Linked DNA regions of Mus musculus: region 1 is linked to region 2. Evidence: chromatin contacts called from ENCODE Hi-C or POLR2A ChIA-PET data. All regions are on one chromosome and are shown on one strand. The core of a region is the stretch at or near the end of the contact, and the rest is flanking DNA. Distances in the headings are between cores, read along the strand shown.

Region 1 (2,995 bases), core at 358-2,857, 130 kb before region 2:
ACAGGACAATTATCCATCTTTTTGTCTTTTTTTTTTTCAGTAAAATTATGTTGCTCAAAAAGGAGCAAGTACGTTGTATAAGCATGTCTTGTCTGGGAAGATGGATTTGTAGTTTCTAAGTCATGGCAGTGCGTGCTATTTTTAAAGCTTGTTATCATTCGGTGCAGATTTCTCTTTCAGTCAGAGTGTGGTGGCTCACACGTGTAATCTCTGCACTTGGAAAGCTGAAACAGACAGGAAGATCTCGATTTCTAATTGAACTTGGGCTGTCTAGCAAGACTCCTGTTCAAAACAAAATTGGAAGGTAAGTAAACATTTCTGATTCCTTTCCCCAAGCTGCTGTGGGAATAGCAATCATGCAGTGGGAAGCAAGTATCTCCTGAGAACAGGTTAGTCAAACGCGCGCTTGTGTGTGTGCGTGTGTGAAATCTATTTGTGTGTGTGTGTGTGAACGTGTGTGAATGTGTATGGGTGAATGTGTGTGTATATGTGTGAGAAATGTATGTGTGAATGTGTGTGTGAGAAATATATGTGTGAACGTGTGTGAATGTGCGCGCGCGAATGTGTTGTGTGTGAACGCTCATTTGTATGTGTATATGTGTGACAAATGTGTGTATCTGTGAATGTGTATGTGTGAATGTGTGAATGTGTATGTGTGCATGTGTGTGTGTGTGTGTGTGTGTGTGTGTGTGTGTGTGTATGTGAATGTACCTAAATACAATCTGCTCAGTCTATACAATGTTACTTGCATGTGTAGGGCTTCCAGGGCAGACCATTGGGTACTGAATAACCAACCACTGAATACTGGATAACCAACCACTGGGTACTGGATAACCAACGGTACTCTTCCTTGGGGAAGGCTATCTCTCCCACTCTCAGCAATCCTTAGTTGCCTATAGTTCTGTGTGTAGGGTTGAGGCTTTGTGAGCCAATTAGCATGTCTACTGGTATCATCTTTGTCCAGCTCCTGTTCCAGTAGTCATGTGGGCAAAACTTTTTAGCTGTAGCCTCTGACACTCCTAAGAGAAACGGAAAACGGAGAATTATTCAACAAAGTCACATTACTGACTTGGAGCACTGGCTTTTGACTCTAAGTTCCTAACACCACCTTGTTTTTGTGGTGGCACGTTGTTTTGCTCCTTTATCCTGGTTCCTTGCAGATTGACTTTAAAGACGATCATTAAATCAAAGCAGCATGTCTCCAGGCTGCTGGGTTATCATTTCAGATCATTTCAGGTTGCTGAAGTCCCTCATTAAGGGATGCTGTAGTGCGGGTGCAGCCTGCAATCTGGAAAACCCTGTGATTGGGTAGAGAGAAAAGTGATGGAGCCCATCGGCTGTGACTGTGTGACACCCGGGTGGGCTCTATGTGTCATTTCACAATGCAGTAGGAAAGCCCCGTGTGGCTGGGATGGCTCAGTGCCCAATCAGGCCTAAGGCTCGAAACCAGCACTAGAGGTCAGAAAGAGCTGTAGAGCCTGCGGTCCCGCACAACAACGCAGGTGGGCGTGCCGTCCGGCGCTGCCCCTGCGCCGCCCCGCCCCCTCGGTCGCCGCGCCGCCCCACGCCGATTGGCTTGTCCGCAGCCCGTCGGCCGTCACGTGCCGGAGCGTCCCAGGCGCCTGGCTGTGGGCGGCCGGGCATGGACCCTCAGGCAGCCACCGGTCGGGGCCCGGGCGAGCGGAGTTCGCAGGAGGCCCCCAGCGCGGAGGTGAGCGCGACGGGGTGGGGGACGCGGGCATCCGCGACCACCCAGGCGGGAAACCGCGGGGTTCACGCGCTGCCGGGAGGCCGCTCACCCGGGAAACGCCGGGGCCGCGCGAGTGCACGCAGAGAGCCTGGCCGGTAACGGCAGTGGGCGCGGGAACGCGCGCGGACCCGAGCCCTAGGCTGTGGCTGGCGCTGAAGGGAGAGGGACACTGGGGCTGCTGGGGAGCATCTGCGGGAGTGAATGCAGGGAACGCGGAGCTGGCTTCCCGGAGCCGGCTGCCCTGAGCCCGCTCCAGCCGCAGGGGGCTGGGTCAGGTGGGAGCTGCGAGGAAACGGATTTTTTTTTTCTCACCTTGAGGACCTCTGGCCATTGGTGGGGATGTGTAGCTGACCTTGGACGCCAGATGTCACCCGTGCTTTTTCCCATTTGATGAAACGAATGGTCCCCTTGTGACACGGGTTTTCAGAAACTTGTTTTTAAGTGCGCGCCATACAGCCTTTCCCCATGACCTGCCCGTATTGCATCCACCTACTGCGAGCTTCTTGACTGTAGACATCCTGTTTCCCAGAAGCCGCACCTATGCCTGGTGTATCCTAATTGGATGAATGAATAGAACGCTTACCAGAGCCTCAGTGATGGTACTTGAAGCTGCTATTCAAGTACCAATAGATTTGCAAAGAAAATCACTTTTGCAAAATAGGAGAGTGATGTTGTTAGGGCGGATCTGGAAAGGATGTTCTTGGGTGAGAGGGTAGGCCCAGCAAAGGTCTGGATATGAGAAAGGGCAAGGCAAATGGCCTTGGAGCTTGGGTCGGAGAGCAGGCTTCTTACAGAAAGGAACGTGAGAGTCAATATGAATGGCATTGCTGGTCTGTGATGGCAGTGGAGGGCTCGCGAAGCTTTTAAGTGGAAGGGTGAGCAGGAGTAGGGAGATAGGCGTGAGGTTCAAGTAAGAGGTCCAGCACCATAGGGGGCAGCAGTGGTCTGTGGTTATCACGGACTACAGGAGATAGAGTCATTAAAGCTCAGGGGTGACTAGATAATGAACGGTAATTAGGGTGAGTGCTAAGTACAGTTTATTTACATGCAGGATGAAGGCTGGAAAGACAGCCATGGTGGTCTTACAGAGTTTGGCTTGGCTCTTAGCACCCACAACAGATGTCTCAGCCCTCTGCAACTCCCTCTCCAGGGGATCCTCCTGGTATATTCACACACACACAAATATACACAAATAAAATAAATATTGCAATTTAAGTCAAAGAAGTGTTACTTCTTGCAGTCTAA
Region 2 (2,838 bases), core at 295-2,794:
GGTGGTACTGCGCTGTGAGGTAAAGGCACTGAGCCAACCAATAAACATCCTGGGGCTCCTCTGAGGGGCAAAATTACACAAGTGGTCAGAGGCTCATGGGGAGCTTTCTAGAGATTAATTAGGGGAAATAAATTGCATGTCACTCACCATGAGAGAGTGAAGCTACCTTGTCTGCCCAAAACAGAGCACTTTGATACTGTTGCTGCATACAAAAAGCAAACACAGGGTGACTGCTGTTGCCCCCACAGTCGACTAATATAAATCCACACACCAAATCCACCACTCACTACAACACGTTCTTAGATGTAGCACGGGGCCCACCAATCACCTGTATTTTACAGCTCAGCTAGTGTGAGTTTTAGGTCGTCATTACCGTAAGAACTTCATATATACAATTCAAGATAGCAGTTTAACTCATACACTACCAAAAATGTATCAGCTAGTATCTAAAACAGTGCATAAGCGATTGAAATGCAGTCATCTAGAACTTCTGATACTGACATTTATGTAATAACACTTCCCACAAGCTCAAATGAATCCTAAAGTAGCATCTAGCAGAGCACTAGATTCAAATATTTCACAATTAAACCCATAACCCTTAACAGTCACTGGTCATGGGCAATGTCGCCCCCTGTAGTCAACTCTAACAACACTTAATCTGACAGCGGAAAGACACTCAGGAATCTGTCCTGGTTAGTGCTGATCCCTAGCTCTTACTGCCTCTGCCTCAGTTCCTCAGGATATAGTCAGAACAGGGTAGCCCAATGAGTAGCCAGGAGAAAGTCTTATGGACCCGAGAATCTGCTCTGAACAGATGCCCCCAGAGTGAAAAAAGAGGCCCACATTGTCCTCTCTACATCTCAGTGCCAAAGAAAATAATCACAAACCGACTGCCCCTTAGCACGCAGCCTTCCAGCGAAGTGCAAACCTCTGGCTCATTCACTTAGCATCTCTTCCGTTTCCCATTTATCGGGAGAGCAAGCATTTTAGCAAAAAACCAAATGACATGACAATGACGTGGACCCCAGAGACACCCCTTCCCTCGAATAGTCCCGGCTTGTCCACTCGAGAGCAGCGCGGAGGCTGAAGATCCAGCACGGGGTATTGTTTCCAGTCCTAACTGGAGACAGCTAGCTTGTCTTCCCAAGTATTCTGTCCAATAAGAAACACAACTAAATCCTCCCAAATGTCCTACGGTCCGGCCAGATTCCAAGGTCCCAGTGCAGCCGTCCCAGCCCAGCCCAGCCCTGCTCCCGCAGTCCACGCAGGATCGGAGCCATCGGGGCCGCGCTCCCCGCCGGGCCCCACCGCCCCGAAGCCCAGCGTCCGGCCCCCCGCCGCGCACCTGGTCCAGGTACTGCCGGACGCGTTTGCGCAGCGGCTCCAGGTTCATGGCCGCGAGGCCAGGGCAGGCACCCGACGCCCTCTCGAGCCTCCGCGCGCCCCCGGGGTGTCGAGGGACCCAAGCCCGCCGACCACCGCCCGGACCAGACCCCGCGCGCCACACGGCACTTCCGCTCCGACAGGCCCTACCCCGGAAGTCCCGTGCAAAAGCGTTCCCCCCGTCGGGTGTGTGCCCACTCTAATGGTTCCGTGGCGATCTTGGGCGCCAGCTCCTAGTCCTAACCTGTTCGCCTTTGTCCGGGAGGGAAAAGGGATCTAGCGGGACTCCGTGCCTTCCGGGAGTGGAAGAGACGCTTCTATAGCTACCCTTCTCCCTACCGGATATTTTTAAGATCGAATTTTTCTCTCTACAGTCCTGGGTGGTCCAGAGCTGTCCCTGGGTACCAGACTGGCCTCTTACTTTCAGACTCCTACACACACACACACACACACACACACACACACACACACAAACACACCTCCTTGGGTGCTGGAAATAAAGAGGTCCATCACCACACAGGGTATTTTGTGTTCTTAAAATTCCATTCTGTGCACTGTGCAGCCTTTTGAAAGTATAGAGACTGGTACCACTCAAATGTTCTGCTCTCACCCCTGTGAGCAGTTGGCTGCATCCTTTTCTGTGAATGACACATATGTATGACAGGGTAATATTTTAAGGACACACACACTTTTCCTGTCTTCTCCATTTGTAGGTAGTGATCCAACCGTACTTATTGACTTGAAGCGGGTGTGTGGTAAGGCATAGTTGACCATATTTACGGCTGTTTTCATTCATTTTACGAATAGAATTGTTTTATAAAGGAAATTTGTGCTGTCACCACAGATGGTAAACATCAAAGACAGGAATTTAATCTTTAAGTCAGATGTTATTCAGAGAGCTAGTTATCTGAGAAAGAAGCGGATTAACATTCTAACACCCCGTCTTTTTATCTCATCTCCAGCCAAGAAAACCTTATAAAGAGCAAACAAAGGCAATTATTCCAAAGTTTAATACTGCCTCTGGTCAAGGGTCAGCCTTACTCCTGAGATTATACTGGTTTGTGTCTCCGTATGTCTCCTGCACTTCTTCCTGTTATTGCTCTGTGCAGCTGGGTTTGCACCGTCCCAGGCTGCCGAGACCTTCATTGTTCCTGGAGAGACACTTGGGACAAACAAACGATTAGCAGTGTGTATGTGTTGAGCTATTTGCAGAATGCATTGCAGGTTTCTTTACGACAGTACGAAGCACAAGTGTATGCTTGCAGAATATTAAGGAGCCCCATCTGCCTCTCCTGTCTGCAGTGAATTTTCCTGAATTGTCTTGAGTTTCCCATGATCTCTCTGTAAAGCCTACAACAACACTATGGAGTTCCTCTTTTCCTTTGTCTTCCCAGATGTAGCGACTACAACATATCCTACCTAGCATATCCTACCTAACATATCCTACCTAGCATA

Evidence for each region. Hi-C counts contacts between places; a loop is a spot of excess contacts on that map. ChIA-PET counts read pairs that join two places held with the same protein, here RNA polymerase II (POLR2A).
Region 1: a map of heart shows a loop between it and region 2 (13-fold over the local background). The contact joins the promoter of Coprs here to the promoter of Cdc16 in region 2. A Hi-C loop is called at or near these places in 1 of 37 maps with a recorded cell type or tissue (heart). POLR2A ChIA-PET finds 5 or more read pairs at or near these places in 1 of 5 experiments (embryonic stem cell).

What each region holds. Positions count from the first base shown.
Region 1 is chr8:13,888,883-13,891,877 of GRCm38, reverse strand. It overlaps Coprs (coordinator of PRMT5, differentiation stimulator), which reads left to right and starts at 1,607. Exons shown (of 4, transcript NM_025556.3): 1 at 1,607-1,711. The coding sequence starts at 1,643.
Region 2 is chr8:13,756,362-13,759,199 of GRCm38, reverse strand. It overlaps Cdc16 (CDC16 cell division cycle 16), which reads right to left and starts at 1,544. Exons shown (of 18, transcript NM_027276.3): 1 at 1,346-1,544; 2 at 148-202; 3 at 1-60. The coding sequence starts at 1,393. All of the region lies in intron 1 of Gm46032 (a long non-coding RNA gene), which reads left to right.